Regions from separate parts of the Homo sapiens genome. Here region 2 is linked to region 1. Evidence: chromatin loops called from intact Hi-C (ENCODE). Cell type or tissue: Calu3. All regions are shown on one strand. Links, peaks and the distances in the headings refer to the core of each region. The heading gives the core; the rest is flanking DNA.

Region 1 (16,452 bases), core at 3,376-11,375:
TTTGGAAAAAGCATGAATCACAGATATTGCCTGTGATTTTGTGTTCCTTTTTCCTCAGCATGTCCTCAACTTAGCAAAATAAACCTCTAAAATTATTGAGACTCACCTCTGTCAATTTCTTTAATTTAATATGTATAAAACAATGTTATACCACTGTTTATTTATATGAACTCATAGTCAACTAAAACCTCTTAGTCTTTTTAAATGTAGTTTGCTAAGACACCTTTGCTCTATTTTATTCTTTCTTTTATTAATTTTAGGTGTCCTAAATCTTAAAACCTAAAGCCAACTCTTAAACAATTTAATCTGGTAAAATTTAGCTTCATTTTTTTAATCTGCATTTTTTTTTCTGAGAACTTGTGTTTGCCAGTGAATTTAAACTTTCACATCAGAAGACCCAGGTTAAAAATGACGTTTGTTTTTATAGTGTATGCATTCTACTTTTCTACAGAATTGATTTTTTTTTCTTTTTGAAAAATATTATATCAGTGAAGAATTTCAGTTTTAGGATATACAGACCAGATGCTGGACCAGAGTATGACACTGAGAATCATTTTAGAGGACTCAACCAACTGAATTCATGTAGGAAAAAAAATTACTTTAAACATAACCAGCACTATCAAAGCTGATAAATTTAAAGGCTTCAGAAATGATATCTGCTAGAAATCTAGGGCTTCACTTGAACACATACCAGTGCATTTGAATGAAAACAAAGTAAAGAACCAAAACATTTTTGTATTAGTCCATTCTCATGCTGCTGATAAAGACATAGACTGGGAAGAAAAAGAGGCTTAATGGACTTCCAGTTCCACATGGCTGGGGAGGCCTCACAATCATGGCAGAAGGCAAGGAGGAGCAAGTCATGTCTTACATGGATGGCAAGAGGCAAAGAGAGAGAGAGCTTATGCAGGGAAACTCCCATTTTTAAAACCATCAGATCTCATGTGACTTATTCACTGTCATGAGAACAGCATGGGAAAGACTCACTCCCATGATTCAGTTACCTCCCACCAGGTTTCTCCCACAACATGTGGGAACTGTGGGAGTTACAATTCAAGAGATTTAGGTGGGGACACAGCCAAGCCATATCATTCTGTCCCTGGGGCCAAGCCATATCATTCTGTCCCCGGCCCCTCCCAAACCTTATGTTCTTTTTACATTTCAAACCAATCATGCCTTCCCAACAGTCCCCCGAAGTCTTAACTCATTTCAGCATTAACTCAGAAGTCCACAGTTCAAAGTCTAATCTGAGACAAGGCAAGTCCCTTCCACCTATGATCCTGTAAAATCAAAAGCAAGTGAGTTACTTTCCAGATACAATGGGGGTACAGGCATTGGGTAAATACAGCTATTTCAATGGGAGAAATTGGCCAAAACAAAGGCTACAGGCCCCATGCAAGTCCAGAATCCAGCAGGGCAGTCAAATCTTAAAGCTCCAAAATGATCTTGATGCTGAAGCAAGAGGTGGGTTCCCATGGTCATTGGCAGCTCCAACCCTGTGGCTTTGCAGAGTACAGCCTCCCTCCTGGCTGCTTTCATGGGCTGGTTTTAAGTGTCTGAGGCTTTTCCAAGTGCATAGTGCAAGCTGTAGGTTGATCTAACATTCTGGGGTCTGGAGGATGGTGGCCTTCTTCTCACAGTTCTACTAGGTGGTACCCCCAGTAGGGACTCTGTGTGGGGGTTCCTACCTCACATTTCCCTTCTGCACTGCCCTACAGAGGTTCTTCATGAGAGCCCCATCCTTGCAGCAGACTTCTGCCTGGACATCCAGGTGTTTCCATACATCCTCTGAAATCTAGGTGGAGGTTCCCAAACCTCAATTCTTGACTTCTGTGCACCTGCAGGCTCAACACGATATGGAAGCTGCCAAGGCTTTGGGCTTGCACCCTCTGAAGCCACAGCACAAGCTGTACCTTGGCCCCTTTTAGTCATGGCCGGAGTGGCTGGGACACAGGACACCAAGTTCCTAGACTGCACACAGCCCAGGGACCCTTGGGCCAATCTAGGAAACCACTTTTTCCTCCTAGGCTTACAGGCCTGTTATAGGAGGGACTGCCATGAAGACCTCTGACATGCTCTGGAGACATTTTCCCCATTTTCTTGGAGATTAACATTCAGCTCCTTGTTACTTATGCACATTTCTGTAGCCAGCTTTAATTTCTCCTTAGAAAATGGGATTTTCTTTTCTATTGCATTGTCAGGCTGCAAATTTTCCAACTTTTATGCTCTGCTTCCCTTTTAAATCTAAATGCTTTTAGCAGCACCCAAGTCACCTCTTGAATGCTTTGTTGCTTAGAAATTTTTTCCACTAGATACCCTTAATCATTTCTCTCAAGTTAAAAGTTCTGCAAATCTCTAGGGCAGGGGCAAAATGCCACCAGTCTCTTTGCTAGAACATAACAAGAATCACCTTTGCCCCATTTCCCAATGAGTTCCTCATTTCCATCTGAGACCACCTCAGCCTGGACCTTATTGTTCATATCACTATCAGCATTTTTGTCAAAGCCATTTAAGAAGTCTCTAAGAAGTTCCAAACTTTCCCACATGTTCCTGTCTTCTTCTGAGCTCTGCAAACTGTCCCAAACTCTGCCTGTTACTCAGCTGCAAAGTAGCTTTCATATTTTTGGGTATCTTTTCTGCAGTGCCCCACTCTACTGGTACCAATTTACTGTATTAGTCCATTTTCATGCTGCTGATAAAGACATAACTGAGACTGGGAAGCAAAAGAGGTTTAATGGACTCCCAGTTCCACATGGCTGGGGAGGACTCACAATCAAGGCAGAAAAGAAAAAGAAGCAAGTCACATCTTAGATGAATGGTGGCAGGCAGAGAGAGAGAGAGAACTTGTGCAGGAAAACTTCCATTTTTAAAATCATCAGACCTCGTGAGACTTATTCACTATCAGGAGAACAGCATGGGAAAGACCTGCCCCCATGATTCAATTACTGCCCGCCAGGTTCCTCCCATGACACATGGGAATTGTGAGAGTAACAATTCAAGATGAGAATTGGGTGGGGACACAGCCAAACCATATCAATTTTTTTCCTAGGTAGACCTCCCCTTGTTCTTTTACTCTGAGACTGTTAACTTGTTGCCTTATCTGTTGTGAACTCCTGTTGAAAACATTCTCATTTGACAAAGGCATTTTTGTATTCAATGTACACATTTTTTTCTACAAAAAGATCGATATATATATGTTTTTTTTTCTTGAGGTGAGAAATGAAAAACCACAAAAGCTTTACTGGTTACTGCCTTGCTGTGGTAGCCTTTATGAGAGCAGGCTTTTCAGTAACTCATTGTCAGGTTATCTCACACTTGTCAGCTGAACAGCTGCACACTTCCTTCTCCAAGGCCACAGTCATTACTGAGCATGGCATGGGGTCCTCATTCCATCACTTAAGTGTGGCTGTGGAAAGAAACTGCTGCCTGGACTTCCGGGCAGCTATACAATCCTTAGAAGTGGTGAAAGAAGCATCAGAAGTGGTTCCCTGAAGGTACTCTTCTCTGAAAGCAGTGCCAGGCAGCTAGTAGGGTGCCTGAATGAATGGAACAGGAAAAGAATACACCTTGAAAGGATAAAAATCCCATATCACAGGCAGAGTTCAGACAGCATGGATTGGAAGTAGTGTGTATAATATACAATCACTTACGTTCTGCAGATGGTCAATTAACACAAGGATAGGATTTTAAAATATCTTTCTTTTAAGATATATTTTCATATGGTGAAATGCACAGATCTATTTTTTACTATGGTTAAAAATGCATAATGTACAAATTGCCATTTAAACCTTTTCTAAGTACACAGTTCTGTTGCATTAAGTACTTTCCGATTGGAAATGCACAGATCTTCAGTGTACAATTCGATGAGTTTTGGCAAATACATATACCTGTGACACTAATATATCTTTCAAGATATTGAACATTTTTGTTACTCTGAAAAGTACTTTTATTGTCCCTATGTCCGTCAAGCATAAAATTTAAATAATAACTTACTTTTCTCCATTATATGATCTTTTTCATTAAATAGCATGTAAAAAGATTTGTAAGTATAGAAAAATAACACAAAAAGAATCATCCACAAGGCAAATCATAACCCATACTGATACATCAAATCCTTAAGTAAGCCAATGACACAGCAAGAAATAAAATACAGAAGTAAAGAAGTTTAAGAAAAAAATTATTTTATTTTTAGAGACAGTATCTTGCTCTGTTGGTCAGGCTGGAGTGCATTGGTACAATCACAGCTCATTGTAGCCTTGAACTACTCGGCTCAAGCGATCCTTCCACCTCATCCTCCCAAATAGCTGAGACTACAGGCATGCACAACTATACCCAGCTAATTTTTACCTTTTTTTTTTTTTATGTAGAGATGGAGTCTTGCTGTGTTCTCCAGCCTGGTCTCAAACTTCTGGCCTTGAGCTTCCTCCTGCCTCAGCCTCCCAAAGTACTAGAATTACAGGTGTCAGCCACTGTGCCTCACCTAGAAGGTGTTTATAACTATAGTGCAACTATAAATTTTGTTTTAGGATAATAGAATAATTCTTGAGGTCACTGTCTCACTCATCTCTCCCAAGAAAGTTTAAAATAGTGTATGGTCACTAAGCCCACAATTCCAGGCTTCTCTCACCTCGAAGATTTCCCATTCTATATAAGCTGCTGAAATCACCAGCTTTTGGATACACCTCCAAGAAGAACAAGGAAAGCACCAGGGGGGCGAAATGGATTCATAGCATCATTTATCCCTGATGAAAATAACGTTAACTGGGTCTGATGTGTTACTCTTGATAATCTGAGAACCTGGCTGAACCTTTATTTCTTTGTTACTTTGGTGCAGTTGGCAGCATTGGCCAGAATGACCAGAATGACAATGTGGTTTAGATCGGGATTGTGGAACAAATGAAATAATGGTTAGAGACACCCCATCCTCCCAATCACTGAGCAGAATCAATAGATGCCTATGTTTTAGGTGTGGCCTTAGAACATACTTCTGGGCATATGCTAGGGCATGAAAGGGTGGAGCTGTTAGGGCAGAAGAGCAATTTATGGAGATAATGACCTCTCAGGGAAGAGAATGTCCCCATTTGTGTCCACATGAGATAGAAATGGCACTGGGTAGTTACAGGAAAATGGAAAACCTCAAACAACAGCTAAAACAGAAACTAGGCAAAGAAACCACAGGATAACAGAAAATCCAAAATAAGGAGAGAAAATGGCCAAAATCCTGGTCGTGTGACATGTCCATGACTCTTCCAGGCAAACCCAAATAGGGGAGAAAGGGGCGGTAGGAGTGCAGGCACATCCCTGAAATCATCTCCTTTTCCAGAACATCTAATGATTATTCCACATTTCAGTTAAAGAAACACTCATAAAATTAGAAAGTCAAGCTTTGTATGCATGACTTGTTCTCACAAGCATGCCTGGACTTCTCTCTTCAGTGTGTACTTTCGCTTTACAATAAAAGCTTCCTGCCTTTCACCTCCTTCTGACTCATCTCTGAATTGTTTCTTGTGATTGTGTCAAGAATCTGGAAACTAGCTGGGCTGGGGTCTCACTGGCATGCAGAGACTCTCCTGGGATCACACTGGCATCCACAGAGCCTCTTGAGCCCTCCAGCAACAAGTTGATCTGGTAATAGCTTTGGAACTTTGAGGGGAAGTTGGAGACTTGGCATGAGGGATAAATGCAGTGGACTGAGACTTTAGACAAGTGGGGATGGGGTCTTTGACCAGGCGCCAGTGGTAGCTCTCCACGCAAGCTGCTCGTTTCCTATGGATCCCCCTAGCTGTGGTGGGCATTGCAGTTGCCCTTGGGTATTTCGAGTGGCAGGGTCTGCTCACCCTGGATAGACCATCACTATCCAGCTGTGCCACTTTGCATGCTCCATCCTTCCTCTGCTCCTTCTCGGCTGCTGATTTTAGAAACAAGGTAGACCAGGTAAGTCTGACTGTTTACAAATACTCCAATCTAGCCTGATCTTCAGGCCTCCAGCTGCTAGACGGCTCCAGTGAAGGGATCTTGACTATTTTAGGGTACCCCCGGTCACTTGAAAAGCTATCTTTCTCTGGAAGCAGATGGCTCAGAGTCTGTTGTGTGAGTGAGGGTGAAGGCGGCCTCCAAACTTAATGCCAGATCTGGCTAGTTTTAGCATCAGAACACCAATGGAGAGTAGGTCCTGTGCCTTTAAAAAGTTGGCTTCCAAGGGGTAAGGAAGACAGATGTCTTCGTCATCTGGATTTAGTAAATCAAGTGCCTACCATTTTAGGTGATCCCCTTCTTGAGCATGCACTTTTGGAGCATATCAAAACCTGGGGTTCATTGTGAGGGCAGATAGATGAGGAAATTGGATGCACACCTGTTCAGTCTTTCAACATGGGGGTATATCCTCTGTGTGAGGGGGTTCTGAAGGCCTGTGAGATTGAGACTGGCCTTTACTGGTGCTGATGGAGGCTCCTGCTACTGCAAACTGGGCTGCTCCGTGGAGTCATTGTTAAGTGGAGCTGTACAGACTGCAGGGCTAAGCACAGGGTTTGGTGTAGATGATGCGGTGCCGGCTCTGCGTGCAACCAGGTTTGCTATAGTTCAGCTGCAATGAGTGCTGCTGATGGAGTTTTGCTTGACACTGCATGCATGTGGCCAGCCAGATGGTAAATTTTCTGCTTCAATGTTCATTAAACCCAGCTCATGGTTGATGCACAGCTGAGTCATTCCCTTTGCCAATGGCTGAGACAGTGCCTCTGACTTAGCGGTCTGCATGGCTCACTGCCAGGTGTGCAGATCTCAGGAGGAAGTGTGGATCAATACCAGGCAGCCTGAGTTATTCAGCTGGAAATGATCTTGTGGACTGCCTCTACATTGACAAAATGGACATCAGAATATTCAATAAATGTATACCCAAAGGAAATAAATGATGGAAGCCCTTTTCCCCCTCAGATTCTACTTCATTTGACAACCTTGAAAGACATTTTCTGAGAGATTTGGCTTTGGGTTATACAGATATTTTTTAATATAAACTTAGTACTGGAGCAGTTTCAGCAGAAAACAGGGGATGGTCCAAAAACATGTAATGGTTGGTGGAGAACACCAGGTAAATTTTCTCTAGGAAAAATATTCTGTGTCATCTTTGAAGAGAAAAAGAAACCTCTTTATCCATTTGAAAGGATATTTCCCCAATATATTTATATGAAATTAAGTGAGGTAGATAAATTGGCCTTCCTATATCTTAAGGGAAATCCTCAAAATGAAGAGATAGGCACAGAACTATATCACAAATACCTATAATATTATAAATCATAAACACTTAAAACTTTTATGGCCTCTACTATGGGGACAATCAAGACTGTGCTTCTTGAGCTAAGAGAATAGCAGATTCTGGACAGGCTCCAAGTATTGCCAATTACTTAAAGTCACCCACCCTTTGAGGGGATTTGGGAGAATCTTCTTGTGCTTCAGTCCTGTGGAGTAAGAAGTGATTGCAGCATGGGTCGAATAATGATTCACATGCACTATTAGCAGAGTGCAAAGTTAACAAGGGACAGACTATGTTGGTTTTTTTTTTAATGTATCAACTTGAGCAGGCTGCAGTCTCCAGTCTTTCAGTCAACACTACTAGGTGTTGTGATAAGATTTTGCAGATGTAATTAAAGTACCTAATCAGTTGACTTTGAATAAGGAAGATAATTCTGGATAATCCAGGTGGGCCTGACATAACCAGCCGAAAGCCTTAGAAGCAGAACTGAGGCTTTCCCAAGAGAACAAATAATTCTCCCATATACAACAGCTTTAGCTTCGACCCATGGAGTTCTATTTGGAGTTCTTGTGAGTTCCTTTCCTGACCACTTGCCCTATGAATTTCAGACTTGATTAGCCCATCACACAATTGTGTAAGATAATTCCTGTAACAAATCTCTTAATGCATCTATCTCTTATGGGTTCTGTTTTTCTGGCAGATGCATATAGCTCACATTCAAGAGATTCTCTGCTTACTGAAATTTTAATTTATCTAACCTTTGTGACTTCTACAGATCTCTGATACCTTTAAAAATATGACTATTGTACCTCATTTGTTTTTTTCTAGTTGTTGTAGTGGGAGTTTTGGTCTCCCAGTGTCTACTGTAGAGTCTCCCAACAGATATGGAGTAGAAAAGAAGAAGGAATGGTATTCAACTTACAATGTGGTTCTGACATTATTTGTATAACAAGGTCTAAATATTTACATTCTGAGACATGGGTATAATTAAATATTCCAAGTATTGCCTGTCCATGAATTCTTAAATCTTAAACTCAATCTAAGTAGCACTTAGAGTTTTACGATGACTTTAATATTCCCTATTGCAAAGTTAAGTAATAGGATTGGAGTCATAAAGAAAGACACGTGATCCTGTATAATGGAACTCCTGACACTTGGTGGGAGCATCCTGTACATCAAGAGCCAGTATATCCTTTGCTCATTTCATTTCAACTGCCATTTATTTCTTCAAGGTGACTTCTTATGATGCTACTTTTTGCTTCCCACTTTATTCTCTTTCATTTCTTGTAAATTTCTTTGGAGGGAGATGCTTCTTTTTTGTAAGGTTGTACATGTGATACAAATTCAGGCTTAGAGAAGACAAATAAATTCAAAGAACCAGCATAGGGCATGGGCTGTAAAATGCGCAGCTGTCTAAAGAAGCCCAGTTGAAACAACTGGAGATGCGGGTGTGGGATCCGGAGTGAGAAGCAAGGCAGAGTCTGTGGTGACTCTGAATCTTCACAGCAGGCATAAGTGAAAAGAAGAAAAGGCAGGTTTGATTAGGAAAAGAATATGCAACATGCCTCACATGCACTGGGTAGCCTGTTCTATATATGGAGTTTACCTCATACTACAAGGATTTATGTGTATGTTTTCCACAGTTATCTGAGAGCTCCTACAACTCACTGTTCAGGTCTTCCTGTCTTTTGATTTCAGACCTTACCTCCCCTTAATATCCTCTACCAACTACCCTCCATTCTCTCATCTTCCAACCCTTCCTCCTGCCCTTTGACTTTGTCTCAGAATGTTATGGTCTATTGTACAAAGGCACAAAAAGAGCCACTGTACTCAATTTTGTTGGCTATATACAGCTAAGTACATCTTAAAAAATTGTTGCATTTTTAAAAGAACAATTTACATCCTAGAAGGTATCTTCATTTATGGACATAAGCTCTTTTAAATGCAATAGCAATGCTACACCCAACAATTACTTTATCTGTATAAGGATGCAGCATTTGGGGTTACATTCTATAATGATATGAAATAAAAAAATTATGCTAGAAAAAAGTTACACTTCCAAAATTATTTAAACTTGATTTTAGTTTTCAGCATCGGAAATATTGCAATTACAGCTCAGAAAAATGAGGAAAGGCCTCTAAGAGACTCTTCTTGCTGAAATGTGATTCCAAATAAATAAATAAGCATACTTGAATTGATAATAAGGCTTTGAGCTATTCAGCTTAAAAATAGGCTTACCCCATTAAGATTATTAAACTCAGAGGCATATTCTGAAAAGAGCTTTTGAAAATGGATTTCTTGCAAACTGTCATCAAATATTCATAGATAAAATAATTATGTGGAAAGATAAAGGGATGGTGGAAATTAAAGGGGGCTGATAATAAAGGGAACTGGATGAGATAGTTAAGCAAACTTTTTGAGAGGGAGAATTTTTTTAGAGGAGGTTGGCGTGAAGCTTAGACTTGAACATTTGAGCATCTGTTTTTTTAGCCCCTCATTGCTTCTGTCCTGGTGAATAAAGTGCATGGATAAGCATAGGTGACAATTGCTTGACTGTGATGGAATTTAACTCCCATATGGGTTTGTATTCTTTGTTGCTATACATTCAGTCTTTTCCTTACCATGAGCATGGATGAGGCTATGCAGTGTTCTTTGCAACCTTTATCATGTCTAACACAGTTCAGGGAAGTGTCACTGAACAATAGGCTGGTGGCTGAGAAGAACGCTGTATACTCAGTTTCATATTTCCTTGCTGAAAGCCAACACATAAGATATTTAAATTTGTATGGTCTTACAGCTAACTGAGTGGAAAGATAGGGATTTGCAAATTTAACCAACTTAACTATTTTATACCTGAATATTTGATGATAGAAGTAGGAAATTCCTTTTTTTTTTTTTTTTTGAGATGGAGTCAAGACTGTGCCACCCAGGCTGGAGTGCAGTGGTAGGATCTCAGCTCACTGCAACCGCCACCTCCCGGGTTCAAGCAGTTCTCCTGCCTCAGCCTCCTGAGTAGCTGGGATTACAGGCACCCGCCACCACACCCGACTAATTTTTGTATTTTTAGTAGAGATGAGGTTTTGTCATGTTGGCCAGGCTGGTTTCGAACTCCTGACCTCAGGTGATCCACCTGTCTTGCCCTCCCAAAGTGCTAGGATTACAGGCATGAGCCACCACGCCCATCCCAGAAATCTATTTTTAAAAGAACTTTGTGTAAAGCTCTTCCTATTTGAAGGTCTTCTTGTTTATATTTCCTAATGCTCTCTTGAGTAGTAGCTGGAAGTTTAGACTGAATATTTGTCATTTTCTTTTACTTTCCAAATCACTCCAATCTGTGTGACTCTATCTTTTGTTGTAATCAAGTCTCAGTGAATAAACCAGGCACCTTCTAACCAAAGTAGACAATTTACCTCCTGTATTGACCTCCACACAAAATTGTCTAATGGGTCTCTACCCTGCTCAAGTATCCTCTACCCTCTGAGTACTTTCTCAACCAGACACCTAAAGGAAACAGATGCCTGAGTCAGAGCAGCTCTGGAGCAGAAATTTGTTTTCTGAATTGCCAAGATACCTATTAAGTTACAGAAAAATATATCTAAATTTTATATTTTACAGCATGCAAATAAATGTGTATAAAATATAAATATATTTAGGTTATGAATCAATATATATATACATAAATCAATGTTATTGATTTAATAGGTTTTAGTGTTTACTAGAAAAGGAATTATTGAATTTGTAAAGATGGCTCACATAAATATGCTTAAAATACATTAATCATAATGTGTGAATGTGTTTAAAACAAAGACAATTTCACAATATTAATAGCTACCAAGAGATATTCTACATGAAATTTGTTTGATGTTTTATACTAGAAAGATTAAGGACTATGAAATGTTTCCCTTGATCATTTGACAATGTAATATTGTATATCTTGTAACTATTAGGCATCATCCTAGGTTCTAAAAATAAAATTTTTAAAATGGAGGAAAAATTCTGCCACCAGGGAGTCAGGGAGACAGAGGGTGACAGCGCTTAAATGCTACAGCATATAAATCCCAGGAGGCTGAGTGTAGCACTTGACGGCCACCTAGTCCAGACGGGGTCAGATACCATCCAAGTGAGTTGATGTTTGAGCACAGTCCCTGTATCCTTCACTTTCTAAAGCATGAATGTCCTGAGCCCTATTCCTACAGGATTCTATTCTAAGGACGTGGTCTTCACATTAAAGAGCATCATGAATAAACACACACTGAAGTGTTAATAGCTGATGATGAGTTCATGTGTTATCTCGTCTCACATTTTATTAAAGAACAAAAGACTTTATGTCTAGCTCATGTAGCTAATGATGGACTTAAAAATAAAAAAGCGTTAATAGTGAATGATGGACTTTCAGGTTCCAGTAGCACAGTTAATTAATTTGGATGAAGTGTATTGTCTTAGTGCCTTTAAATTACAGATGCAATTTTGCAGATAATACCGCTATTCTCACATTTCTCCTCTCATTAGCTGCTACTTGGTTCTCCACTTTTGCATCCATAGAATTTTAGGAAATTTCCAGGACTCTGAGCTAGATCTCAAAATCTCACGAGCCCAGAAATCAATCAGGGTATAAAAGTGGAGACTAGCTTTTAAAACTGATTTATAAACCAGCCAACAGGTATCTAAGGAAATGAGTTTCAAACTACCCTTAATAATATCTTTTGTCACCACAACACAATGATCAAAATTAGGAAATTAACATTGGTACAGTAGTGTAAACACAACTATAGACCTTATTTAAATTTCACCAACTTTTCCACGAATGTCCTTTTTCTATTCTGGTATCCAGTACAGGTTCTCAAATAGCATTTAGTTGTTATTTGTCCTGAGTCTCCTCCAATATATGATTGTTTCTCAGCCCTTCCTTGTCTTTCATGACCTTGACACTTTTGAAGAGTGCTGGTCAGCTGCTTTGTAGAGTGCCCTTCAACTTAGCTTTGTCTAATGTTTTCTCACGATTCGATTGAGGTGCGGCACTGTTGCCAGGTATGTCACAGACAGGCTGTGCTGTTCTTAGTATATCATATCAAGGGCACATGGTATTCATATGTCTTACTGCTGGTGATGTTAACCTTTATCACTTGGTTAAGGTGGTGTCTGCTGGATTTCTTAACTGTGAAGTTTCTCTTTTCACTTTGTAATTCATAAATATCTTGGAGGAGATACTTTGACACTGTGAAAGTATCCTGCTTCTCTTCAAATTGATACCTTTAATTCCAACCCCCACACTACACATTTCATTCCAGTCTTCCCTCACTCTTTATTTGTAAGGAATATGTTCCCAAACAATGAGAAACTTGGCTCTAATTATCGCCTATATTTACTTACTTGTTCAATCCTAGCATAAATATAAAATGGCTTTAGAATTGCTAAACCAAAATCCTGTGAGAAACAAAGTTACTAATTAGATTACAGTTTTTTTGTATAGAGTTTTGTCTTTAGCCTTACAATGTCTAATTAAAATATTGTTTTCCAAAGATATTTTGTTTGGTTAATTCTTTTCTTTCTCAACATCTTCAGTGGTATTAAGGTATTCATTCATTTAGGCTCATTTGTTACTGCGTTATTTTATGTTGAGTCTTTCTTTCTCCATCCTGGCTGAATTTAACTGTTTACATGTTTTGGGATATTTTATAATATGTGAAACCTTATAGAAGTTTTAAGAATTACAGCTATGAAACAAGAATATTCAAAGAATTGTCACTACCCATTCCTGTTTCTTTTTTCCATTTTTCCATCCTGTTAACACCTACCCTCCATAGGTAACTACTCTTTTTAGTTTCTGGTTTATACTTCTTGCATTTCTTTACAGAAATGAACAGATACATGTCTATGTTATTCTACCCTTTTCTTACATGAAGGGTAGTCTACAATAGTATGGGCACTTTACTTTCTTCACTTAATATCATATCACAGGAATCACTTGGTATCCTTTCATAGAGATCTTCCTCATCCTTCTTTATATGTGTAATACTACATCACATGGAGGTTTACTCAACCACTCTCCTGTGTAGGGGCATTTAGGTTCTTTGTGTAATTAAAACAATACTCCTCTGATGTTTTGCAATTATAAAAAACACTGCAGTGTACAAATTCACTCATATATATTTCTGTTTTTTTGGATAGTAAAAATATACTTTATTTTTAAATACAATAGCTGCTAACAGTATACTGATGTTGATGTTCCAAGAAAATACATGTATTCAATAATAAGCTTTCATTTGCCTCTTCAAGAAATTCTAAAGAAAATAATCCAATTCTGTTCAACATTATGCCTTGAGGAGTTGAAATTTTTTCCATGATAAAAATATAATTTGTGAGGCCCAAACTTGATTATTTATAAAAGATGGAGTTTCTAAAAGCCCATATATATCAACAATGAATGCTCCCTTCTCTTTGAATGCTTAATTCAAATTGATGTAAGACATTGGTGAATCAATAAACTTGATGAAATGTGTATCAAAATGTTCATGAAAAAATACATTTCTATTTCCTCTCCATTTTAATTTGTAGATATTTTCTAAATGGGATTTTTAAGTGCACAGAAATAAAAGCTATCTACATGTAACTCTGGAGAGATTAAAAACACAACACAAGTAAAGTTAACATGCCTAAATCCTAGGGTTGATTCACTTAGTCTAAGAATAAATGTCAGAAATCTCTTAATTATATATAGATTGCTCAAGGGTTTAAAGATAAATTTGGAAAGCCAGAATTACCAAGAAATAAAATCTTATTTGAATTTTATCACAAAAGTTAACAGTCCTAGTAAAAGAAGACAATAGAACTGTATAGAAAATTCAAATCTACATCAAAAAAGAGTTTTATGAACTAGAACAGTAGAGCGCTTTTCAACTGTTAAATACGAAAATTTCTCAGAATCCCTTGGAAAACGAGACTTTCCATTCAGACTCCAATCTCATTTAAGTAAAACAAAACAAGGTGTTTAAATGAAGGGGAATGATTTGTTAGTTTTAAAAATAGAATCAGATGTTTTCCATTATGTTAATTCATACACTACATGAATTGCCTACCATAAAAACTTTTATGTCCCAAATTTCTCAAGATTTTAAGCTATGATCTTTCCATAAACCATACACTGAGGTAAAAGCATGTTGTAGGATCACTTTTTACTAGCATTCATCCATTTGCAAGTTTTCACTGCATTTGACTAACTTCCCTAATAAAGTAGTATCTGTCTTTCTACAGAGAAAAATAATTCTGCCTTCATCATAATCATAATAGACTTGCCTTCCTTGAACGTCTAGATAAATGGCCAAGTGTAATCACTGGATAAATAAAAAACAATGAAGAGAATAAATAAAAATGAAAATACTTTGCATTTCAGAATGTGTTTTTCATCACTCTGTTTTGAAGAATGAAGCTCTTTCCTTTGTTAGCCCTCCACTCTGCATCTCTTGGTCCACCATTCGCTGGAAAGAACAAACCTCACCTCTCTTGAATCTTTTTTATACATTCAGCTATAAAACAAGGTCCAATATTACCGGAATGAATGCCAAGTTGCCACTATTTTGAGAGTAGGTGAAGAGTGATAATGCCTGCCTGTGTACTGTACAGATGGGACAGTCTCACTAAAGCTACTGCAAAATAATTTCTCAATAGATAACTATATAGTGCTTCTTCCTTGAACCAGATAAATCATCATCCAATATTTTATTACGAAAGGATGGGTGCTTAAACTTTGATCAGCAGTAAGGAGTTTTAAGAAAGGTAAGGCAAAGGAATCTCCCTGAGCCAAATGGATACAATATGGAGCTTTTTGTGTCTTTCTATATTAAGCTAATTACTGATAGGTTCAAAAAGTGAAGTATGCTTATAAAAAGCTGCTTCCATAAAGGCAGTGCTTACTAAGTGTTAGCATGTCAAAGGGAGAAAACACTGTGATTTCAAAGTAATACACTTAAAATGTTAAAAAAAAAAAAGCCTACGAGAAACAGTACTTCCTATACAAGTTAGGTATCAAAAATTAGTAAAAATGGGCCGGGCACGGTGGCTCACGCCTGTAATCCCAGCACATTGGGAGGCCGAGGTTGGCTGACCAACATGGTGAAACCCCATCTCTACTAAAAATACAAAAATTAACTGGGCATGGTGGCACACGGCTGTAATCCCAGCTACTAGGGAGGCTGAGGCAGGATATCGCTTGAACCTGGGAAGCAGAGGTTGCAGTGAGCTGAGATCGTGCCACTGCACTCCAGCCTGGGCAACAGAACGAGACTCCGTCTCAACAACAACAACAAAAAAAGTTAGTAAAAATGTATTATAGTCACAACCAGTCTTTGGAATAGTAGTTAGAAAATTTGATTTTTTTACAGAAAGAATAAATACATAGCCAAGTGTCAGCAAGTTCATCCTCCCTTGTTAGAGGACAAATAATTTCTTATTTAGGACTTCAATTTAATAACAAAACAAAAAGCCCTCAAAAACAAAACAAAACCCAAAGAGGCAGAATGCTATTCCTCAGCTTGGTTATAGACAAATTTGACTCAAGGAAGTGCAATGAGTAAGATCAGGCAAGACTGTAGTAAATACACACTCCCCATGACTATAATTTAGTCCAAAAAGAATGAACAATCCTCTGCACAAGGTATATGGGCTGAGAGAGTTGGTAATCTGTGTCTATATTAAATATGCTTTAGAAACAAAAATTTACTTGATATTTTGGCAAACCCCCCAGTCATTCCTTAGGTTAATTTCTGTAAATGTTAATTTTTACATTACTAATCATTTTACTTCTTAGCTAAACTAATTATTAGTTTATGTAGTATTGCTCAAGAGATCTACAAATAATAGCAAGCTCTATGATCACCTAAAAATGAGCTATGTAAACTAAAGGAAGAAAGCAACAATGTTCCAAATGAATGGCACAGGGCACAATACGTATAAGTGAGCCTGTTTCTTGAATCCATCCCCTCAAAGGTAGATGATGATAGGCCCCACGGGTAGCAAAAGAATGGCTGTTTGAAGGGAATGGGGTGGAATGAGCTTGGATATGTGGCTATGGTGTGCACCCAAGTACATAAAAGGCCCCTTTGTTGTGTGGGGTGGAGCCTGGATTGGGAAGAGGATGGAAGGTGGCTGTGAGCTGGGGCCCTCAGACTTATATCCATTCCCAGGACTTGTAAATCTTAGTGGCAGTCCTA
Region 2 (16,452 bases), core at 3,871-11,870, 340 kb after region 1:
AGGCATATTTGAAAAAATAGAATGTCTGGAAATGAAAATAAAAATTTCAATCAATCTGAAATTCAATACTCAGTAGAAAGATTAACAGCTGACTAGAATGTGCTGATAAGAGAAATGACAGATGTGTCACAAGAAATTATGAAGAATATAAAATTGAAGAATATTAAAATGTGTGGTAAGAAGACAAGGAAAGTATGCTTGTAATTGGAGTTCCAGAGTAAAAGAAGTGGGGCCAAAATCATTTGAAAAATTAGTTGCCCAAATTGTGCAAATTTGCCGAAAGCTAAAACCCACAGATCAGAAAATCTCAATAAAGCCCAAGAAGAATAAATATAAAGAAAACCACACCAAGTCACAAAAACTATTGCTTAAACTATGTGATAAAGAAAAATATCTGAGGCAGAAAAAAAGACTAATTACTTATAGAAAAGTGAAGATAACAATTATAATCTGACTTATTACCAGAAACAGTGCAACCCAGAAAAAATAAAAAATAGAATATTTGAAGTTCCAGAAAAAAGTAAAGGTTGTCAAACTAGAATTTTATACCTAGAATGAATAATTTTTAAACATGAAGGTGAAATAAAGGTGAGAGACTCCTTTGCCAGCAGATCTGTACTACAAGAAATGTTAAGGAAAGTTCTTTAGGCAGTGAGAAAATGATACCAGATACAATTTAGATCCATGCAAAAGGATGAATAGTGTCAGAAATAGTAAACTGTGGCATATTCATACAACAGAATGCTATTAACAATATAAAGGAACAAACTACAAATACACATAAAATGTAAATGAAGAATATAAAATCCTTAAAAAGATTTGCTGAATGGTACATATTCATACTGAAAATTTTCATTTATGTAAAGTTGTAAAACAGGCAAAACTATGGTGAAAAATATCAGAGCAGTAATTTTTTTGGAAGTGTGGGTGAAGGATTGGCTGAGAAGGAACATGAGGTTACTTTCTGAGTTCATGGAATATTTTATATTTTTATAGAGGTTTGGGTTTCAGAGGTGTATATGCTTTTCAAAATTCAATAAATGTACACATTAGATGTGTTCATTTCATTTAAGTAAATATACATCTAATGATAAAACTAAACAAATATTGGATTCTGGTTAATAAGATGCACGCTGATTATCTCTGGGGAGGTCTGACATCTGCAATTTACTTTGAAATGTATCAAAAAGAATAATTAATAAATTGATAGAAAAGTAAATAGGCATATAGTAATATGGGAAGATAGAATAAAGATGGAAGCTATACAGGTGCTCACTGACTTCAACTTTGCTCTATATTGGAAATTGTTCATCATAAAATTTTAAAGAACAATGAGGGCCGGGCACGGTGGCTCATGCCTGTAATCCCAGCACTTTGGGAGGCTGAGGCGGGCGGATCACGAGGTCAGGAGATCGAGACCATCCTGACTAACACGGTGAAACCCCGTCTCTACTAAAAATACAAAAAATTAGCCGGGCATGGTGGCGGACGCCTGTAGTCCCAGCTACTCGGGAGGCTGAGGCAGGAGAATGGCGTGAACCCGGGAGGCGGAGCTTGCAGTGAGCCGAGATCGTGCCACTGCACTCCAGCCTGGGCGACAGAGCGGGACTCCGTCTCAAAAAAAAAAAAGAACAATGAGGAAAAATGTTAAAACCCAAATTATAAATCTAATATTGAAAAATGCTTCATGACATTGTGGATTTCTTAATGCAAGGCACAAAGAGAATGAACCATAAAGTAACAGAGTAATGAATTCAACTACATTGTACTCAAGAACTTCTCTTCATCAAAAGACAGGATGAATAGAGCACAAAGATGAACTACTGGGCACAGGATGATATCTGCAACATATAACTGACCTAGTTTCCAGATCCTACAGAGAACTCCTACAAATCAAATTATTGGTTTAATTTAAATCAATTAATGAAGAAAAGTCAGGAAGCATAACAGAAATATTGAGCCAAATAATTGCTTGGGAATTTCACCAAAAAGGCAGTCCAAAGAATGCTTGGTAACATGTAATTAACAAATGTTAATTAACCCCCCCAAATACCATAAATATCTCAACAGACCATGTATATGTACAAAGTCTAAAACACATCATGCTCTTGAAGACGTGGACGAGTGAAACTATCCACTGTTGCTGTATTTGGTAAAATTACATCAAGAAACTATCTGACATTATCTAATAAAGTCAAATATGGAAAAATATGAAAAAATAAATTCATCCCTACATGTATAGAGAAAATCTCACATATATGTGCCAGTATACTGGATGTAGAATACATTTCATTTCAGGCTTGTACCTCCCTTCCCTAAAAATACAAAAAAAAAAAAAAAAAAAAATCAATCCACCAACTTGGAAAGAAACAGAAACATAATGTTAAACAAGAAAATCAAGATACAAAGGAAAACACATTGTATGAGTCATTCATATAAAGTTCAAAATGAGGCAAAACAAATCCATATTCAGAATGCATATCTAATTGGTGAAGCCATGTAGAAAAAATAAGACATGATCATCAGCAGCGTGAAGATAATGGTGCTCTTAGAGGGCAGCGACGTCCCTTGTGCCTGGGCAGGGCTCGCAATGAGTGTGCTCCTGGGGCGCTGGCGGTGTTCTATTTCCTCACCTGACTGGCAATGACATGCTTGGTCATTTTATTAGTTAAAATATACAGATATGTAAAAACACAAATATGTTTAATTCACTTTTCTATAGTCATGCTATATTTTTCAAGGAAAGAATCACGCCAGGCGCAGTGGCTCACACCTGTAATCCCAGCACTTTGGGAGGCTGCGGCGGGCGGATCACTTGAGATCAGGAGTTCAAGACCAGCCTGACCAACATGGAGAAACCCCGTCTCTATTAAAAGTACAGAAAATTAGCCGAGCGTGGTGGCACATGCCTGAAATCCCAGCTACTTGGGAGGCTGAGGCAGAAGAATTTATTGAACCTGGGAAGCAGAGGTTGCGGTGAGCCGAGATGACACCATTGCACTCCAGCCTGGGCAACAAGAATGAAACTCTCTCAAAAAAAAAAAAAAAAAAAAAATCAAAATACTGCTTTTCATAAAACAATATTATTGATAATGATTCTATATTTTGACATAAGCACCACAAAATGGCGTTTTTGTTGAAAAAGAGTTTATCCTCTGACTTTTGACAATCTCTTTAATGTCTTTTAGTCTCCTCTATCTGCACTCTCCCTCTGACACACTTTTTCCATAGGATATTGTGAAGAAGAGGGGGTTCAACCCAGGAAAGGATACCCCCAAGACACACACTTGGTACTGCATCAGTTGATGATTTTCCCCAAAGAGACACAGTTTGTCTATAAATCCTGATGTACGCCTCCAACACAAGACGAGGCGCTCTGTTACACCAGTGGTTCTGTGTGATCTGGATGACGCTGGCACCTTTCCACCACTAGGGTTCTCTCTCACATTTGATTCAGGGTCATCAAACACAAGAGAAGGTGGTAGGCATCAAGGATGCATAATGAGATAGTAATAACCAAGCCATAGTAATAATTATAAAAACAACAGCTAATTCTTATTAAGTACTTATTATGAGCAGTGTATTAGTCAGTGTTCTCTAGAGGGATAGAACTGATATGAGAGATGTATATATGAAGGGGAGTTTATTAGGAGAATTGACTCACACGATCACAAGGTGAAGTCCCATGAAAGGCCGTCTGCAAGCTGAGGAGCAAGGAAGCCAGTCCGAGTCCCAAAACCTTAAACGTAGGGAAGCTGACAGTGCATCCTTCAGTCTGTCCCGAGAGTCCCTGGCAAATCTACTGGTGTAAGTCCAAGAGTCCCAAGGCTGAATTTGGAGTCTGATGTTCGAGGGCAGGAAGCATCCAGCACGGGAGAAAGATGAAGGCTGGAAGATTCAGCAAGTCAAATCCTTCCAATTTCTGCCTGCTCTATTCTAGCCGCGATGGCAGCTTATTAGCTGGTGCTCACCCGCACTGAGGGTGGGTCTGCCTCTCCCAGTCCACTGACTCAAATGTTAATCTCCTTTGCCAGCACCCTCACAGACACACCCAGGAACAATACTTTGCATCCTTCAATCCAATCATGTTGACACTCAATTATTAGACATCACAGGTATGCAGTGTTGTAAGTACTTCATGTATATTACTTCATTCCGTCCTTAATACTTCTTTGAAGTAGGAGCTATTGTATTTCCCATTTTTCAGCTCAGGAAACTGAGGCACAAGTCAGTCACTGGAGGTAATAGAGTGTGTGAGTGTCACAGCTGGATTTCAGAATCAGACGTTTTCCCTCACAGTTCCTGCTCTTGACTACCATGCTATTTGGTAGGAAACAAGTTTAAAAATATTATCTACTTGTGAAGATTGTGTTACTGTTATTTCTAATACAACACAGGGAATTAAGTAATGCATACATGTCTTTAAATCTTCAACAGTGTTGCACATAACATATGTCTTCAAAATCAGTAGTTGGGTGATCAGAAAGTATATATGGAAGAATAAATAATGAAGGGTGAGTTTTGAATTGAGATGAATATAACGAAATCTAGATAACTTTACTGCCAAATGAATATTTGATTCATTTGAATCAATGGATGACTATAAATAGCTCTATAGTCCCACAAGTAATTCGATAAACTGATCTTCAACTCTATGAAGAAGGGTGAAATGTAAAATTGAGTAAGCAAGCTATTCCCAATTCAGATCAGTCACAGTTTAAGATTTTATGCTTTTGCTTTTACTCATCTCTACTTTATTTTTCAGTTATAATACAAATATTCTTTTTCCAGCATTACTTTTAGAGTTGCCAAAATGTTAATTTACAGTTGGATTTTTTTTTTCTGTTATCATTATTATGACACACTTGGCTCCTGGCTCTGTACTCCCAGATACTAATGAATCTAGCATTGCTGCACTGTTTCCAAACCCAACATGAGTATAGTAACTGTGTACACTTCTCAATAGGGCTCGAAAACTCAACCAGGGTGCAAATAAGCCAGCTCTAAGCAAAAGCTCCTCTTACGAGGTGGAGAGGCAGACAGCCAAATCCTACTTGCCGGAGGGATATAATTCATGCATAATGTTTCTATGAAGTGTGGGAACTAGGAGTCAAAACTCCTTAACAATTTTGTTGCAAGCCAGCCCCCTCCACAGGTTTCAAGTTAACTCCAGCTTCAGTTATGTGGCTGCCGATCCTCTGAAGGCCTGAGAACTGAACTGTTGTGAAATTAAAGAAGAGAGTTGTTTTAGTCAGTTCTTGCACTGCTAGAAAGAAATATTTGAGACTGGGTAATTAATTTATAAAGAAAAGAGGTTTAATTGGCTCATAGTTCTGCAGGCCATACAGGAATCGTAATGCTGGCATATGCTGGGCTTCTGGGGAGGCCTCAGGAAACTTATAATCATGGCAAAAGGCGAAGGGGGAGCTGGCACCTCACACAGCCGGAGCAGGGGGAAGAGGGTGGGAGGAGATGCCGCACACTTTTTTAAACGACCAGATCTCCCAAGACTCACTCACTATCACACAGAACAGCACCAAGGGGGAGCTCCGTCCCCAAGATCCAATCACCTCCCACCAGGCCCCACCTCCAACATTGGGGATTACCATTCCTCAGGAGATTTGAGTGGGGACACAGATCCAAACCATATCAAGAGTGAAAAGTTCTTACTCATTGATTTGTGGAGAGGCCACAAAAGTTAAGTGCCACTCTTGAAACATATGTCTAAAGAAAAAAGTTGAACTTTAGAAATCAAGCAAAATTGCTGGCTGTCAGCCAATGAACAGTCGAAAGATATAACTGGCAAGGGAAAGGTAGTCTGAGTTGAAATGATGGAAAGAAACATTGCTACCAATAATAAAAATCAGAGGAAAGATTATATTTTTAGACTGCCAACTCTGTTAGCATATGTTGTTATTTTTAATCTTTAATATTTTTACAAATGAAGAAAGGGAAATTAATATTTATACCAGAGAGAATGAAACATTAAGCACACATTCGGTCCATGATTGAACTCAATGTTCTCTACCTCACAGTATGTTATACCCACTCCTTTAATTAATTAATTATTATTATTATTATTATTATTATTATTTGAGACGGAGTTTCTCTCTTGTTGCCCAGGCTGGAGTACAATGGCACGATCTTGGCTCACTGCAACCTCCACCTCCCGGGTTCAAGCGATTCTCCTGCCTCAGTCTCCCGAGTGCCTGGGATTACAGGCACCCGCCACCAGGCCTGGCTATTTTTTTATATTTTTAGTAGAGACGGAGTTTCATCATGTTGGTCAGGCTGGTCTCAAACTCCTGACCTCAGGTGATTCACCTGCCTCGGCCTCCCAAAGTGCTGGGATTACAGGCATGAGTCACTGCGCCGGGCCCACTCCTTTAATTTCAGGAACACTAACCTCACAGAGGGCCTCAGTAGGCCCTGCAGTCCTCTCATACTTTCTCTTCTCTTCACCTTTCTCTCACCTAATGGTTGTCCCTGACTAGCAGTGTGACTTTAAGCAAGTCATTTAACCTCTCTATGTCTCAGTTTTCTCCTCTGTAAACTGAGGATAATAACAATGCCTCACGTGATTGTTAAGAGCATTAAAGACTATTAAAAATACAGCCCTTAGAACTGTGCCTAAACCATAGCAAGAGCTATGGAAATTTGTGGCTGTGATTCTTACTTCACCGACAAAAGTGCACCAGAGGAGCATTTCCTCGTGCTCTGTCATCTGACCATCTGTATCTTATGCCAGTCCTCTTAATGCTGTGGTAATGGTCTTTATCCCTATGTAGGGTTGATCTTTGCACTTTTAAGCTTAATGTGTTCCCTGAGCAAGACCATTTCTTCAGCAACTCATCCTTGTTTCATTGAATTTTCCTTCTCCGCTGGATAATTGCAAACAACCTAAAAGCATACTGCAGCATCTTTCATCTCAAAAACAGATAAGCAAACACAAACTCCATTTCCTCCAGCCTTTGTCCTATCTGTTTTGCCCCAATCCCTGCAACAAAACTCCATGAAAGAGTTAGTGTTATGGCATTTCACTATTCTAACTCGTCTCCTTTCTCGATTGCATTCCAGTTAATTTTCCTCTTTCTCTTTCTGTCAAACTGTTCTTTTCATCATCACCCTAACACCTATGTTGCTAAATCCAATAATTAATTTTTCTCTTTGTGACTTGATTTCTCGTCATGATGCATGTAACTAGTACCTCTCAGGCCCCCTTGAAAGACTCTTTTTCACTCGGCTTCCAGGACATCACAGTCTTCTATTTTTCTCCTACTGATCTGGTTTTGCAGGTTTCTCCTCATCTCTTCTAAATGCTCAAGTACCATAGTGTTGAGTCCATGAATTTCTGATTGTTTTCCTTTATCCATGCTCACTCTCATGGTGACCACATCCAATCTAATTGCTTTATAAAATGCTTTTTCTAAACTGGTGGCTCCCAAGTATACAGCTCTAGCCTGGCGCTTTCCCGGAACTCCCAGCAAATAATTCTAATTGTGCAGTCAATGTTTCCTCCTACATATCTTTTCAGCCCTTTCCAATTTATATATTCAAATCCAAATTCTTAAGCCTAATCCTTTCAGTTTCACCCTTTTCAGTAAATGACTACTCAATCTTCTTGTTGCTCCATCCATTGGTGCTATCTATGATTCTTACCTTTTCTTCAAAGGTCACATGCAGTCCACCAGGATATCCTCTTGATCCTATTTTTAAAGTGTATCTGGAGGCCAGACGCGGTGGCTCACGCCTGTAATCCCAGCAGTTTGGGAGGTCAAGGGGGGTGGATCACAAGGTCAGGGGATCAAGACCAGCCTGACCAACGTGGTGAAACTAACAAATACAAAAATTAGCTGGGCGTGGTGGCACACGCCTGTAATCCCAGCTACTCAGGAGGCTGAGGCAGGAGAATCACTTGAACCTGGGAGGCAGAGATTGCAGTGAGCCACGATTGCACCACTGCACTCCAGCCTGGTGACAGAGAGAGAATCTGTCAAAAAAAAAAAGAAGTATATCTGGAGTCTAAATCACTTTTCACCACCTTGAATGTAGCCATCCTGATCTAAGCCACCACCATCCCTCCTCTTGGTTTTTGCAATAAATCTTAAGTGATCTTCTTATTTCCACCTTTGTCTCATTTCAGTTTATCAACACAACTGTCAGAGAGATCCTTTAAAATATAAAAAAAGATCATGTCTCTCCTCGGCCTAGATATCCTCTGCTGGCATTCATCTCAGGGAAGGAAAATGCAAATCTTTACAGGAGCTTCCAAGGACTTATGAAGCCAACATGAGTTCCCCAGTGGTTCTGCTGCAGCAACACTGTCTTCCTGCTCTCACTGAACACAGGAGGCTCATTCCCAAGTCAAGGCATTTGCATTTTCTGTTTCCTTTGCCTGGGATTTTCTCCCATCAGATATCAGCATGACTTATTCTTTATCTTTTTCCATCTGTGGTGAAATATCATTTCACCCTCTTTCTTTCACCCACTTTAAATGTGCAAACCTCCCTAACCTCAGTGTTTGTTATCCCCTTTCCCTGTTTTAAAAATAGAGGCTAATACCGTCTGACATGCTATGTGTTTTACTTACTTGTTTATTGTTACTTTCATCCTCCAGAACCTAAGATCTTTGAGTGTAGAGATTTTCATCTATTTTGTTCATTAGTTTATCTATCAAGTCTAAGACTATTATGCAACACAGAACAGTTCTCAATAAATATTTGCTGTAGGAACGACTCCAAAAAATTTTGTATCTTTTCTTCACATCTTCTTATGGTGTACTCTCTGATTTGTTAACATTTTTACAACATGAGCTTATTCTATTCTCATAACAAAGCTGCAACCTACATTATGCAAATGTATCTCCATTTCACATATAAATGTTATACTTTAAAGGGATTAAGCAAGTTGCTTAAGATTAGTCAGACCTCAGTGCTATCATTCTAAATCCGTGCTACTGCATAATTCAATAAAAATAATGCTAAATTTTTGCTTTATGAAATTTGTAAAAAAAAAACTCCCCTAAACTTTTTGTCCACTGGTTGATAATAAAAGAAAAAAGAGTCCTACAAATACAAATAACTCAGATTTTTTTCATTTCTTTCTTTCTCAGCATTTATGATTGATTCATGAAAGATTATTGAGTACTACATTGAATTATTCACTGGCATTAGAACATATAATGTATGGGGGTTACTGCTTTTTATGTCCACATACAACATCACAAACTGAATATTCTGGTAGACGTCTAACAGTATTGTATTCATGATCATATTCAAAATGATTAGTTGTAAGCTAAGCCTTTGGATTTGCATGCTTATTTGGTTTTAAACCAACTGAACACTACAATTTGAATGCTTTTTGTTTTAGCTAAAGAATAACCTATTAACTTTTCCTGGAAATGTATGGAATCAGGCAATACAAAAAGGAATAACGCTGAGAAGCACTATTAGAGTCAGGATGCGTAAAGGACTGGGGTGAACTCAGTATGATTTGGGAGCAGGTGTTAAATAGACAAGAATCTACCATAGTCCCTTAAAGCAGTATTGCAATACATCTCTGGTTCCCTCACTATTTATATTTCCATTCCTTTCATATTTTCTCAGATGTTTCTATCTGCTATTACTCAAGTCATTCCCAGTTATGAATTTTCCTATGACTTTGATTACAGGATGTAATCTGCTGCATTATATAGTAGACATGAATATAATCTGCTGCATTATATATAGCTACTAATAGGAGGTTCTCACTATTTTTAGGCAAATTCTTGTTGTTCCCTGTTCTTTTTTGACACAAATCTTTGACCTCCCTTTAATTGCATTGATTGTTTCTAACCCTGGCTGCCTTCTCTGTACCCATTGTCTTATAGGCCAGTGCACTACAGCTGTCTCATTTGTATAATTCAACAAATGTTCCGAGAGATAGAATTGTGAACACCATTGTTTCTAGCTGTAAATAGAAGCAAGTTGCTTGGTGTGTTTCTGGGTAATTTCATCTGTGGTTTCCATTCAGATACTCTTACAAATGGTCTTGTTTCAGAAACAATTTAGTTCCTCCCTCCTCAGCCCTATCTCACTAAAATGTATGTGATACATAAACTTAGCAAAAACTCACTTCTATTTAAATTTGCCAGTTCTAGCTCTTTGTTCTATTCACCTTTATTGTCTGCTTACCTCCTTGTAATGCTCTAATTTATATAAGTAAAGATCTTGAACACTGGAAGGCAGCAAATTACACAGGACCTGTCTAGTCTTGAAGAGCAGATGTGATGTCTTACTTTTGCAACCCCACAGTTCCTAGCACGGTGTGTGCAGATTGAATAAGTAGATATCTGTGAGTTATATTACAACATTTTAAAATTCCACCACGCTTATCAAAGTGGGAACAGGATGCACATTTCAACCTGCAGCCTCATTTTTTCTTTTTTCTAATTTGTTTACCTCTCAGTTATCACTTTCAAGTTTTCACTTTCACAGTGTAAGCCTGTAACAGTGAGCAATAAGCTTTTCTCTCTTTATTATTACCCAAGCTAATGCCATACATATTGATTAAAATATGAAAGGTGAGAAACACGTCATTCACCTTGTAGAATTTTTGAGAAATATTTGAAGTGTTAATCAGTCAAATGATAATGAATACCAACTATCTAGTAACTAATAACTTCATCTAGTGGTAGTAATAATACTTTACATATATTATTCCATTTAATCCTCAAGACAGCTTAGTGTTGAGTATAATATTATTACTGTTATTTTACCAATGAAGTAAATTAGGTTTATAATGGTTAAATAACTTGCCAAAGATCACAGAGCAATCAAAAAAACCAAGTTGAATTCAAACCAAAAGTGTATCTGAGTCCAGAGCCTGTCCTCTTCCAAACTGTAATACTTCAAACAATATTACATTAAGGTTTATGCTTTTGAGTGGCTTCATAGGTTATATATAATGTGTCCAAATCCAAGTTGGAAAGAACAATTCAAGTTAATAATTTCTATTTTGATAATGTGTGTAGCACAGTACATTCCTCAAGAGAATTTATAATCAATAACCTTTCCATATGAAGGTTAAAAAAATTTGGACAAGGCCAGGCGCAGTGGCTCACGCCTGTAATCCCAGCACTTTGGGAGGCCGAGGCAGGCAGATCACGAGGTCAGGAGATCGAGACCACCCTGGCTAACACGGTGAAACCCCATCTCTACTAAAAATACAAAAAATTAGCCAGGCGTGGTGGTGGGCGCCTGTAATCCCAGCTACTCGGGAGGCTGAGGCAGGAGAACGGCGTGAACCCGGGAGGCAGAGCTTGCAGTGAGCCGAGATCGCGCCACTGCACTCCAGCCTGGGCGACAGAGCGAGATTCCATCTCAAAAAATAAAAATAAAAAAAAAATTTGGACAAGGACAAACAGGGCTCTGGTAGAAGGCAGATTGTGGTAAGTTTGATTAAGGATATTTGTAATGCCCTGGGGAATCTTGAGGAAGGAGAGAAGTGTCACTATCTTTTAGAGAGTGTCACTCCTTGGGCATTGGGGTGAAGAAAGAGGAAGAGACAGGTATCTTTGCTAACAGTGGTGGAACATCTCACTAAATGGGCAGGAGTCTAACAAAAGGGAAGAGAAAATAAAGCGTGAAAAAGCATTTCAGACAGAAGAAAGAGGATGGAGTGAGGTACACAAATAAGAAATTTGTAAACCCTAAAAGCATAAATTAGGCAAGAGACTAGAAAGAGCGAAGAGCCTAGTTTTGGAAAAGAAAGAAAAATATCTGATAGTTATTTTTTAATGTGGCTCAGGAAAGAAGAAGCAAGTCAAATCCAAACACAACAGCCAGATGCTTCATGTAGTCTGTGATAGAGATCAAGGCTATGATTAGAAGATGTTTCAGGGTATTGAGAAGAGTATACAACTTAGAAATAACTCTAGGTTGTATACTCTTCTCAATACCCTGAAACATCTAATCATAGCCTTGGTCTCTATCACTTAGAAATAACTCTAAGCCAGGCACGGTGGCTCACACCTGTAATCCCAGGACTTTGGGAGGCCGAGGTGGGTGGATAACTTTAGGTTAGGAGTTTGATACCAGGCTGGCCAACATGGTGAAACCACATCTCTACTAAAAATACAAAAAGTAGCCAGGCATGATGGCACGCACCTGTAATCCCAGCCACTTGGGATGCTGAGGCACAAGAATCGCTTGAACCCGGGAGAGGGAGGTTGCAGTGAGCCGAGAATGAGCCACTGCACTCCAGCCTGGGTGACAGAGCAAGACTCTATCTCAAAATTAAAAAAAAAAAAAAAAAAAAGAGAACTCTAGCTTTCATAAGACACATAGTGTTGAATATGAAATGATATTCATTTAATGCCAATTTTATTGACATCCATTAACTTTATTAAATGCCAAGTGTAGTTTGACATAGCCAGTTACACTTGTGTTAATAAAAACAGCAATTACAACAACGCAACTGTTCCACGGAGCAGATTTTAGGATCTGGAACCAGTAGCCAGTAAAGCTCTTTGAAGGAAGATGATGGTTCCTATCTCCCTCAACTGAAACCACCTTTGCAAAATTATGACAGTGAGAAAAATCTGACATAGTTGACTCCATGTTGCTTCTTACTCCCAAGCTGTTCATGGTTATTCCTGGACATGGACCAAGCTGACTTTGGGAGTAATTTAGTTTATAGTTTAACCTTAAAGCAAGGATGATGATAGCCCTTCCCAAAGCTAAATCAGTTTTGTAAAACTAATAAAAGTCCGCAAGGTTAATATTAGGAGAGGGGCCTGAATTCTTCTAAGATGTAGGTGTAGTTAAATGATAACCAGCCATTGTTCTGGAAGTCACAAGATGTGTAACTTCCCCAGTTACTCCTGTAGATAACGTCACTATTGTAGAATATACATTGGCCTTTTGAGAGGTCTTTTCAGACTTTTTGCATTTCTGATGACCAGCTGACTCTACCCAGGCCAAGGATTCATGATTCAATCATTCCTGTGGCTCCCACCCGGAGGCTGAGTCAGCCAGTGTGGACTGTTTTCCACACCTCTATGATTTCATTCCCAGCCACACAACATTCCCCATTCCCTAGCCTTGACCACCAAAATATCCTTGAGAAACCCTAACCTCCTGAGCCTTCTGTGAGAAATTGATTCAAGTAAATAACTGTCTCCCAAGTGGTATTGCTGGCCTTGCCTCAATTATACTCTTTCTTCACTGCAGTGCCATGGTCTCAGTGAACTGGTTTTGTCTTTGCAGTGGGCAGGAAGATCCCACTGGACGATTACACAACTTGGATGTCACAGCCACTCAGGGACTGCCATAGGTGGGTGACTCATTTCAGTTTCTGAGGTCACCCATTTAGTGGCAATGAAATCATTTCTGCTTTTCCTTCCTGTGAATCCACTACTCCCACTGCTGGAATATTAATTCAAGTGGAGCTACAAGATGCAAAGATCATAGAGCAGGCTTAAAGCTGATCCATGCCATTCTTTTAAAAAGGTTGGAAAGTGAATTTGTAACTTTGGCAACAGAAAGGTATTTTTCAATCACAATTTACAGAATTGTCTTGGTTGTATTGTTGTCCTTTGGTAAGTTAAAGCATGTTGTGCTAAAATGTTACTCCCCAAGGACTAAGAATTGCCTCAATACATTCTGTTTTATGCCTATTGCACGTACTCGCGTGGGAACTTTATAAATATTATTCTAATTAGAAAGCCTTGAATATCTATTGCTCTAGGAGACTCAGGATCCTTTATTAATTCATGATGTGGTTCAAGCTAGCTGTGAAGTTATGGGAGTGTGAATAAGTATCATCAACTCCAGATGTCTTATGTAATACAGACCACAGTGATGAATGAGACCTTCCTGCAGTCATGCCAAACAATCTGTTGAGAGATGTTGATTTAATAACTTTCTTAAGGAAAGCACAGTGCAAGCTACCGGCCGGGGGAGAGGGAGAAGAATTAGTTGCAGATCCTACCCCAGAGAAATACAAACTAGTGCAACAGAGAAGTGTGCTTCTGTGTTTAAAATGGCACCGATTATTTTCCCCCAAGCACTATATTAAATGTGAGGACTTTAGTAAACCCATTGTTTGCTTCCTTTTGGATTGTTGAGAGTCCAAAGCAATTAATGCAACTTTTAAGGTATTCTAGGCAAATGTTTTACCTAATGAGAAAAAACAACAACACATTTGTATTTGCACATTTATTGAGGAGAAAGCAATTGAACTCTAGTAAGTTTTTTTTTTTTTTCTCAGAGTACTGAATATTTTATCTTTAATTCCTAAGTCACAATAACCTGGAGAATGTTAATTAGTTCATTTGGTTCTTCTATAAATATTTTCTTTTTAAGAGGTACAATGGCCTGGTGCGGTGGCTCACACCTGTAATCCCAGCACTTTGGGTGGCCGAGGCGGGTAGATCACGAGGTCAGGAGTTCAAGACCAGCCTGACCAATACGGTAAAACCCTGTCTCTACTAAAAATACAAAAATTAGCTGGCGTGGTGGCACGTGCCTGTAGTCCCAGCTACTCAGGAAGCTGAGGCAGAAGAATTGCTTGAACCTGGGGTTGCAGTGAGCCAAGTTTGCGCCACTGCACTCCAGCCTGGGTGACAGAGTGAGACTCCGTCAAAAAAAAAAAAAAAAAAGTATAATGTTTGAGGCACACAACACTCTGGTTCAAGGTAGAAATTCTACATACACACACATATTAACAAAAGGAAACATGACGATGGGGTCCTTGATGGACAACAATATCAGTTGGGTATGCTACCATAAGCCAGTTTTCCAGTTTGTTCTGTTTAATTATTGCTCTATTAAAAACCCATTCTATTTTAGTTCAGTGAAGATGGTAAAAAATGGAAAATTTTATTTTGAACCCTTGAAAGAGCATTGGTTCTCTCACAATTACTACTGATGGAAAGAACGGAATGGCACTCATAACTTGTGACAGATAATGTGAAATACAGGGTAACATTAGCGGGCTTCCTCATATAAGTTCACACCAGACATCTTACTATTGTGGAAATGATATTTTCAGACTTTTAGTGCTAGGAATTCCATTAAACTAACCTAAAGATGCTTAGAGGATGCATACATATTAATAAAACTCATAAACAACAAAACATGTATAAAATTCCCTAAATTACCATGAGAAATACAACTTCCATGCAACTGGTTAACCGTTTGTTTCTCATTCTCTCAGTTAGCAAATACATCCTTTTAAGATATCAAATAACCATTAATTGCTTGATAGCATCGAATATTCTGAATGGACAGTCTCATCATGCATGCATATTCAGGTCGGGATAGTTATACTGAAGTCCTGTATCTGTTCATCAAAACCTTCACCTAGTCATCTAGAGATACACTGACAGATATTTACTGTCAATCCTCCTAAAGATTTGCTTCATGCATACTTGCTCACCCTTCAGTTACTGTCATAATACTTAAAATGATGAACCGCAAATCAGTTTGTTGAGGGAGGCACTGAAGTAGAGTGTTTAACACAGACCACCATTTACCGATTAAGTGACCTTGGGCCCATTACATAACTGCTCTTGACACTAACTCATTCATCTGCTTACTTAATAAGCATTTACTAAGTGGACTAGGTTCTAAGTACTGTAGGAGGCACTTGATGAGGTGGTGGGAGTGAGAAGATTCTAAGATGTTCTTCCTTTATGGAGAACACACTGTCATTGAGGAACAAGTGTCAAATACAAGTTATGTATAGTAGAACGTACTAAATGCAATCATAGCTCAACACAGGCAAATTTCTAAAAAAATTATACCCATCATCTTTGACTTGCACCTTCAGCACTTCCAAAATCTCAGCTAAAAACATTCATGAAATATCTCCTCAATTGTGTTTTCTCTTTAAGATAAATATAATGCATTATGTATTCCCTGAGTATCATATCCAGAAATATATGATGTTAATTTGTCCTTATTGATGACATTAATTTTAATCACTAGGTGATGTGTTGTTTTCTCCATTTAATAGTTACTCTTTCTTCCTCAAAAAATCATCCTTACTTGGTATTCTCAAATACCAAATGCTAAATATCCTTTACTAACTGCATCGGTTATCTATTCAATAACAGCTGGCAGCTATGCAAGAGCGAGAAAGACCAATCATGCAGACTATCTTCAAACCTCTACTTCAATCATGTTTGCTGATGTTTCATTGACTAAGGCTAGTTCCAGCCTGGGTGCAGAGTCAGTTTGGGAATGCACTACAAAAATATATGACAGAAGGAAGGAATATAGGGAGGGTAAAGAATTGTGGCCGTTAATGCAATCAATCTACCACATGTAAAATTAACACCGAATTTATGTCGGCACTGAGGACATTTCTCATGTAAATATTCTAAGAAAAAATGAACTAGTGTATTCACACTCTATAATTGTGGCCTACAATATAATACAGTACAATATAAAATACACTACGTAGGAA

What was found. Hi-C counts contacts between places; a loop is a spot of excess contacts. Peaks named below come from ENCODE experiments on the same cell type or tissue, not always from the same donor. Only the 100,000 strongest peaks of a DNase experiment are listed, where the experiment ranks them.
Region 2: it touches region 1 in a loop (2.1-fold over the local background); 1 of 110 quality-filtered maps calls a loop at or near these places.

What each region holds. Positions count from the first base shown.
Region 1 is chr1:238,056,953-238,073,404 of GRCh38, forward strand. No RefSeq gene overlaps it. Among named protein-coding and RNA genes, the nearest start is that of ZP4, 170 kb to the left of the region's middle. In Calu3, for the core only: no CTCF peak of the experiment used is centred there; DNase peaks (open chromatin) are centred at 3,379 and 6,759.
Region 2 is chr1:238,396,338-238,412,789 of GRCh38, forward strand. The region is part of intron 3 of LOC105373220 (a long non-coding RNA gene); the gene reads left to right. Among named protein-coding and RNA genes, the nearest start is that of LINC01139, 81 kb to the right of the region's middle. In Calu3, for the core only: no CTCF peak of the experiment used is centred there; no DNase peak of the experiment used is centred there.